2 separate regions of the Mus musculus genome follow, and region 2 is linked to region 1. The links are chromatin contacts, found by POLR2A ChIA-PET in ENCODE. All regions are on one chromosome and are shown on one strand. Each heading gives the region's core, a stretch centred on a gene start or an enhancer-like site at or near the end of the contact. The rest is flanking DNA. Distances are from core to core; before and after follow the strand shown.

Evidence for each region. ChIA-PET counts read pairs that join two places held with the same protein, here RNA polymerase II (POLR2A).
Region 2: POLR2A ChIA-PET joins it to region 1 with 11 read pairs in Patski. The contact joins the promoter of Dynll1 here to the promoter of Mlec in region 1. POLR2A ChIA-PET finds 5 or more read pairs at or near these places in 4 of 5 experiments (Patski and embryonic stem cell).

The regions. Positions count from the first base shown.
Region 1 is chr5:115,156,756-115,160,843 of GRCm38, reverse strand. It overlaps Mlec (malectin), which reads left to right and starts at 2,668. Exons shown (of 5, transcript NM_175403.3): 1 at 2,668-3,041. The coding sequence starts at 2,810. It overlaps Gm35465 (a long non-coding RNA gene), which reads right to left and starts at 1,345. Exons shown (of 2, transcript XR_387598.3): 1 at 1-1,345.
Region 2 is chr5:115,298,669-115,302,993 of GRCm38, reverse strand. Dynll1 (dynein light chain LC8-type 1) reads left to right here and starts at 2,004. Exons shown (of 3, transcript NM_019682.4): 1 at 2,004-2,162; 2 at 2,344-2,481; 3 at 4,161-4,325. The coding sequence starts at 2,350. The coding sequence ends at 4,298. Gm13830 (predicted gene 13830) reads right to left here and starts at 1,874. Exons shown (of 2, transcript NR_131932.1): 1 at 1,761-1,874.

The DNA.
Region 1 (4,088 bases), core at 1,419-3,918:
TTAGTCATGTGCTCCGCAGTCCCAGAATGCTCTTGGGCTGGCACGGTAGCCCAGCAGGCACAGGGACTGACTGCCGTCCTCAGCTACAGACTTCCTGAGTTCATCTGGCCTGGCTTCATCTAAAACTAAAACAAAAAGAAGAGGCAGTAAGACAGCCTAGGGTGTACAAGCGCTTGCTGCTGAGCCTGACGACCCAAGGTGATGATGAAACTCATTAACTAGTGTTGTCCTCTGACCTCTACAGCCAAGCTGTGGCGTGTACCTATGTGCCTCCCCCCTACCTTCTGCTTACAAAGAAATGACTTTTCCAAAAGCTTTTTTTAAAAATTCTCTTCCCTTAAAATTTATCTCTTTTATGTCACACAGTCTTAGGACATATGTACAAATATTTTGTATCAGAGAGGGGGAAACTGAGGCACAGAGAGGTGAATTCCTTTACCCGGGTAACATAAGAGACACCGTTCATTTGCATCAAATATGGCCTCACTCACAGGTAGCCAGCCTCACAGCATACGTGGGCTGGAAGCTGAATACTGTTGTGTGGTTCTATACAGGTTACTTCACCATCTTCAACTTTTTAAGTTTCTCATCCATAAAACGGGGGGAACATTTCCTGTTTTTTAGCTTTCTGAGGTGGATATGAGATTCAAGTGTGTGGGAACGGATGGCTGTGGAGAACCTGCTGTCAGGGCCCTGTCTTGGCTACAGTCCTAAGCTTGGCTTTTGGATGGCTTCTTCTTCTTTTTTTTTTTCCAAGTTCTCTTCCGTGTTACCTGCATTTTTCCATAACAAGCATATTGTTTTCGCTGGGCAAGGTAGCACCAGCCTGCTGTTTTAGCTACTCGGAAAGCTGAGGCAGGAGGATCACAAATTTGAGGCCAGTCTGGACAACTTAGCAAGAGACAGAGTCAAAGTCTGGGAATGCACCTCCAGGGTAGGAAGGAACCGTGCTCAGCTCAACCCTGGTTTCCCAGAGGAGAGAGGTGCAGGGCTAGGGAGAGAATTTTCTGAGTAGATGGATGGTGTTTGGGTCAGCAAAGGCTCAAAGCTCTAATGGATGATAGAACTGGGAAGCCACTGAGAGGGGAACGGAGCCCATCTCGGGCTCAGCCCCAGACTGTAGCTCCTGTCACTCTATGAAGGTCACCTGTCCTGAGAGAGTTTTGCGGATTTAGAGAAAACTTTGACCTGGATCTTGGCAGTCCCAAGCAGGGGCTTTAATACCTGTATGTCTACGTGTCACGGACACACAATGAAGGTCAGAAAACCGCGACCCCTTCTTTTTTTTTTAGTTTTTCTCTGTATAGCCCTGGCTGTTCTGGAACTCACTTTGTAGACCAGGCTGGCCTCGAACTCAGAAATCCGCCTGCCTCTGCCTCCCAAGTGCTGGGATTAAAGGCATGTGCCACGACCTCCTGGCCTTTGGGCCCCCACATCCTTAGCAGCCTTAAGGGGACTGGGGGTAAAAAAACCCATGTTCTCTGCCAAAGCAGCTAGCGCTCTAGACACCGAGCCATCTTTCCAGCCTCCTATTTATTGTTATAGAGACAGGATCGCACTCTTGGAGCTCAAGCTGGCCTTTTAAAACTCCCGGTAATCATCCTGCTTTAACCTCTGAGAATACAGGCACGCGTCACCTGGCGTCAGCGCGCCCAGAGTTGTTTTATGTTCCTTTTTCTGAACCTCAAAAATCAAATTCAACCGGGCTTTCCATGTTTTGTCCGCATTATCTGTATGGACAGGATAAGTACTTATGGAACAAATGATTCCACTTCCCCCGCTTGGCTGGGTCGGAAAAATGGGAGTTGAGGCAGATACCCAAGGGCATGGACAATAACGCAGAAGAGCGCTGTGTGAAATGCCAAAGCAGGGAGCTCGGGTCGTGCCAGTGGTCCCCAGCAGGAGGAGGAGGAGGAAGCCCCTAGCTCCACTTAGGTTTCCAGGCCCGCCAGGGACCGTCGCCATGGAGACGCAGGCACCCTGGAGCCCCCTCCCCCTAACAGCCACGCGTTTCCGCTGCGTTGGAGCATTCTGATTGGACGGCCTCCTGGACGCTACCACACACCAAGCGCCTGCTAAGGGGTGACGGTGGGGACCGTATCCTCGCGGGACTCGCGTGTCCCGCCACCTGTTCACATGGCATCCAAGGGAGAGACGGGCCCCGATGCTCCACCCGGGGACAAACCATCGCTCGGCTTGCAAGAGCCTGGGCTCTTGCTTTCTGAGTTGAAGGAGGAGGGATGGAAAAGGCGGCAACGCCCCCTTCTGAGCTGACTCGGTCCCCAGCTCTAGAGCACCGGAAGTGTTGGCGACGTGTCAGTGCGCCCTTCTCTAAACCTTCCCCGGCCCAGGCCACCTTTCCCAGTCGACTGTGGGATTCCGGGGCGGCCTGGGCGCTGCACCCGCCACTTCCGCATGGAACCGCCGCTTCAACCGAACTCCCTCCCTGGGCGCGCGCTCCTTCTCGTGCCCCGTGGTTGGGCCGGAGCCTAGGCGCGGCCACTCCCCTCCCCGGACGCACCAGCCAATGGCGCGGCCGCTCTCGGCGGGGTGGTGGGTAATTCATGAGGGCCTCCCTCTGATTGGCTGAGGCGCTCCGGGCTGAGGGCTGGGCGTCGGGGTAGGTTGCTCCCGAGGTGGGAGGCGGCGCCCCAAGGCCGAGGAGGTGGAGGAGGAGGAGGAGGAGGCCCTGAGAGCGACATGTCCCGGGTTGCCGAGGCAGAACGGTCCGCTGCGCTGTTCTCCTGAGTTGGGGGCGGCCGGCCGAGGACGAGGGTCGGCAGGGGCTGCCCCCGCCGTGGTGGCCGCCATGCTGAGGCCCCGGGGAGCCGAGGGAACCGCTGTGGCGCTTCTCCGGCTGCTTCTGTTGCTGCTGCTGCTGGGACCGAAGCTCCGGGGTCCGGGGCTCGGCGTGGTCGGCGCCGCCGGGGCCGGACTGCCGGAGAGCGTCATCTGGGCAGTGAACGCAGGCGGCGAGGCGCATGTGGACGTGCACGGGATCCACTTCCGCAAGGACCCTCTGGAAGGCCGGGTGGGCCGAGGTGAGAGCCCCTCCGGCCGAGCCTGGGGGGGTCCGCAGCCTGGGAGCAGGGCGCAGCTGCGGGCCTCGAACCCCTTCCTCTCCAGCCGGGAGACCACAGCCTTGGAACGAAGTTTCTCTCTGCAGTGAACCTACCCCCAGCCCCCCAACCCCCCACCCTCCAGGGACCTGGCCAGGACCCAGGGCCTAGCCCTGACTGGAAGCTTCCAAGAGCCATCGAGGCATAGAGTTGGCGAGAAGTTTATATTTAGACCCTTTCTCATTTTACCTTGCCCCAGCCCCTCATCCCACCCAAGCTGGGAATGTAAAAGGCAAGGGTGGCCTTTTGCCTGGCGCCTGGAGGCCTCGCAGGTTGGAGGTCATCGACTCCGCTGCTCTGCCATCCATCGCGACGGTTTCCAGGAGATGCTTTGCCCACCCTACAGATCACCCGCCGTTTTCCGTGCCCCTTCCAAGCCCGGGACTGAGGCTTGATTCTTCGCCAGAACGGCAGGGAGTCTTCGAAGGGGGAATAGTACGGGAAAGTTTGACTGTGGCACCCCTCCCCTCCCCTCCTTTGGAATTTGTATGCTTAAAAGTCAAAGCCACCCGACGGGTGTCGGTATATCGCAGCCCATCCTGCCTATGAGGTCAACCTGTGTAAGGTTTGAGTGTGACCCCCGGGTGATCGTAAGACGTTTGATCCCAGCTTAGGGGGAAAGTGGGTTTTACAGAGTTTCACAGTTCACAACGGCCAAATGAGAATTTTGAGGGCAGATGGTTAAAAATACAGGTTCACAACGGCCAAATGAGAATTTTTGAGAACAGATGGTTAAAAATACAGGTTCCTGGGCAGTCTCTAGACACAGTAGACAAACTTTTTTTTTTTTTTTTAACTTAACTAGCTGGGACTCGGGTCTCTGCCCTAGGCACTTCTGTTATAGGTTACCTTACCCCCCCCCCCCCCAATTCATTCTTTGGAGAAAACCGCTCTAGATTCTTCCATAAGTAGGATTGAAAAACAGGTTTAGAAGGAAAGTCGGGGACTGAAGAGCTGGCTCGGTGGTTA
Region 2 (4,325 bases), core at 755-3,254, 140 kb before region 1:
AGGGTTGGGGAAATGGCTCTGCTGGTAGAACGTTTGCCTAGACTCACAAGGCCCTGGCTCAGTTCTTGAACCCCTTAAAAACTAGGTTTGGTGGCCTGTGCCTTAAATTCCAGTCCTTGAAATGTGGGAGCAAGGAGATCAGGGATTCAAGGTAACCCCCAGCTGCACAGCTTCGCCGAGAATGTAAAAACAGAGGGTCCCCTTGGGGCTGGAAAGAGAGCTCAGCAGTTACAGATGTTCTTCTGAGGATCCAGGTTCAATTCCCATCACCCATATGGCAGTTTACAACTCTCTGAAATCCCAGAGCCAGACCACCCAATGCCCTTTCCTGTCCTCCCTGAGTACCAGGCATAGATGTGGCACAGGGACATACAACCAAACACCCACAAACTTTTTTTTTTTTTTTTTTTTTTTTTTTGGTTTTTCAAGACAGGGCTTCTCTGTGTAGCCCTGGCTGTCCTGGAACTCACTTTGTAGACCAGGCTGGCCTCGAACTCAGAAATCCGTCTGCCTCTGCCTCCCAAGTGCTGGGATTAAAGGCGTGTGCCACCACGCCCAGCTTTTTTTTTTTTTTTTTTTTTTTTTAAAGAGAGCAAGAAAAAGAAGATCCTCTCAGACACAGCTGTTGTGAGTGGTACGGTGCTGAGCAGAGGTCAAGCACCCACTCACTGCTGCTGACTCGTTTTATTTCATTTATTTTTTTGGGGGGGAGGGCAGTTTACACAGGATCTCATGTAGCCCAGGCTAGCCTTGGCGCCATCTATCCAAAGCTGGACTTGAATTTCTGATCCTTCTGTTCCTGTCTTCCAGTGTTCTGACTCCCTCCTGGAGCCTCCTGGGGATCAAATATGCAGCCTCTGGCCTCACTCATACCAAGCAAATGCTCTACTGACTGAGGGGTAGCCCAGTATTTTGTTATTTTTATTTATTTATTTATTATGTGGGTACGATTAGTCATAAATGCCAGAGGAGACACATCTTAGGATCACTTTCTTAAGATACGTCTTCCTTTGTATAAATAAATCCTCAGCCAAGAAACTTTGCCCAAATGGACATTCTATCCGAGGAAGCAGCCTCACCTGTACACACTGGGCATCCACCCACATTCCAGATCTTGAGGTCCCCACTGCCTGGCAGACAGGCTCTACCTCCTGGATACGCGATCCCTTTCCCGAATTTCTCCTTCAATCATTAGGCTATCAGTATGTATACGGTCTCCTAGGGCAGTACCAGCTACACAGGGGCTACAGTACGAAATAAGCATGTAGTGTCATGTTATAAAATTCGGAATTTAACCCGGTGTGATGGCGCATGGGGGAGGCGCCAAGAAGAAATGCGAACTTTAGATCATCCTGGGGCTACTTAGGGAGACGATGCTAAGGTAGGGTGGGGAGGACACGGGCAGAAAAAACGAAAAAGAAAGAAAACAGGGTTCAGTGGCAGAACGTAGAACTTGCCTCTCAAGCCCAGGGCCTCCTCAGACACACGCACTTACTTACAAACTTCAGGAATGTGACAGCAGAGCTTCGAACCAAGCCCTACGAGACCCTGAGTGCAACTGCATCGATGGCTCACCCTTGCTAAGCTCGAGGCCACCTGTCAAAGGCCATAAATCGTGCGGACCCCGGGTGGGTGGGGGGAGATGGTGGAAATGGGCGGCACCTGGGGCGGCAGCTCCCAGCCTTCTAGAACCTGCGATTCCAGAACACACCCTGCGCTAACCTCAGTGGGGCCCCCGAGAGGAAAATGCCCGCCCTCACCTCCTTCCAGACTGCTGGGTGGTCCGGGAGCCAGCCACTCGACCCGGGGCTCCGCCTTCAGGGTGTGTGGGCCTCCGCACGCGTGCCGCGCATCGCCCGGGCAACCGACGCTGTGCGCGGTGCATTGTGGTCTGCAACAAAACGCGGGGGAAAGATCCTGAGGGAACCATTGAATCCGCTAGCCAATCGGGAGAGGCTGGCGGTAGCGGATGGCCAATAGCGACGCGGGCCGGGGGCGGGGCCGCGGGCGCAGGGCGGGGCCTAGGGATTAGGCGGCGGCGGCTGGCGTGGGGCAGCTTAGATGCGCCACGGCTTCGGTAGCGACCGGCTGTCTTCTGCTGCTTGAGCGGCGCCCGCACCTTCCCTAGGAGCTCGCAGCAGCCGGCTGGCCTCTGCTCCACGGTGAGACCGGGCTCGGGTCCTCCCCGTCCCCCCTACCTCGGGCCTGCGGTGCGGACCTCGGGAGCTGCCCCTCGGAAGCGGGTGGGGGCGTCGTCCTCAAGGGGGGCGCCGGTCGGGAGGGCAGCGAGCGCGGCCCGCACCCGACCCCTCTCCCTCTTCCCTGCGCTTCGTCACCACACAGGTAACCATGTGCGACCGGAAGGCGGTGATCAAAAATGCAGACATGTCGGAAGAGATGCAACAGGACTCGGTGGAGTGCGCTACCCAGGCGTTGGAGAAGTACAACATCGAGAAGGATATTGCGGCCCATATCAAGAAGGTGAGGACCCGGCGCCGCGTAGTTCCTACTCCCCGATTCTGCGTCCTCTGGGCGCCTGGCAGTTTCCCTGTAGCACTCAGGGCGGCTCGGGATGGATAGTTCTAGAAAGGACGCAAGGGTTTCGCGTTCCTCTGGGGAAGACCAGACCCTCAACGCCAGAAGTTTTTTTTTTTTTTTTAAACCCCCAGCTCCTTGGGGGAAAGCGCCACCTAGCAACGGTTTCCAAGATCAGGGAGTTGCGAGCAGTTCCCCCTGCTGTAGAATTCCTGCGCCGAGGATCCATCTGGGTGTTCCGGGAGGGGGGGGGGTTGCGCCTGCCTGCGTGGGTGTTTCCAGCCGGGCTAGGAGGAGATCTTGCCAGCCTTCTAGTCGGGAGTTAGTCGACAGTTCAGGGAAAGTGGGTGGCAGTGGTGGTTTGGGGGGCTTGGGTGGAGGCTTGGTAAATGGCAGTTTTGTAGAAAGCTGGCGCAAGACTGCCAACTTCTCAAGCTATGTTTGCTGGAAGGAAACTGGAAGCCGAAGCCGTGGGAGGGTTCCAGTGGAGAACGGGAGGATGAAAGACTCACATGGAACAAAAATGAATACTTTTTTTTTTTTTTTGGTTTCTCTGTGTAGCCCTGGCTGTCCTGGAACTCACTTTGTAGACCAGGCTGGCCTCGAACTCAGAAATCCGCCTGCCTCTGCCTCCCAAGTGCTGGGACTAAAGGCGTGCGAGACCACGCCCGGCTTGAATATCTTTTTTTGACAAATGCAGCAGTATGTGCGTCTGGATTGTAAGAGAGACATTCTGCTTAATAAATGAGGTTTTCATACCGATTGCCCGATAAGATAGTAGGAGCCCTAAAGAATTTTACATCATCTCTGGCCCTGGTTCTATCCAACTAGTGAAGAAATGAACACATTGCTAGTTTTAATGTCCATGGGATGGGAGAATCAGGTAGCAGATGCTCTCTAACTTGCTAATTTTTAAGACTGGGTAGATGTGGAGGAGAGCGATTTTAAAAGATAAAGTCCTGGCATTTAACTGTCAGGTTCTGTTGCATTTTTCAGCCTGGCTTGATTTATGTGGTAATTGAGACTTTGTCCTTTGGTCTTTGGGGGGGGGGGTGGTGGTTGTCTTCCTGATTTGGGGTGCATGGCAAATACAGTGGTGGAGCCTGATGAACTGCAAATGCTGATGTCATCTACCTCCATCGAATTGCTGGAGTCAGAGGTGAGGTGCAGATGATGGGTCTTTTAACCCCCCAGCACTAGGAAGGCAGAGGCAGGCAGATCTCTTTGATTTTTGAGACCAAACCAGTTCTAGTGCGGTCAGGACTACAGAGAGACCCTGTCTTTAGAAAACAAAACAAAACAAAAAAATCAAAGTAGTCCAGAAGTGCCCTCATTGAAACAGAACTGTCCTTGAAAATGACCTTCTACCTTTGATCTTCTTAGCTCCCATTCTCAGTTTACCTCAGACTGCAAGCACGTTGCATTAGGTAGATGATTTAAAGCCAGGGAACATTCTCTTAAGAATTTGCTGGGGCTGTGGTGAGCGCTTGCCTGCATGCCCATGCCCTGGATTCAGTCCCAGTGTGGAGACAATTACAGATGCCAGGATTGCCCTTTCTGGTCCTACAGGCTCTGGAAAGTGAATCCTCCAGGTGTACCACTAAATTTCTGTTTCTTCTTCCTAGGAGTTTGACAAGAAGTACAACCCTACCTGGCACTGCATTGTGGGCCGAAACTTCGGTAGTTATGTGACACATGAAACCAAACACTTCATCTACTTCTACCTGGGTCAGGTGGCCATTCTTCTGTTCAAATCTGGTTAAAAGCATGGACTGTGCCAAACACCCAGT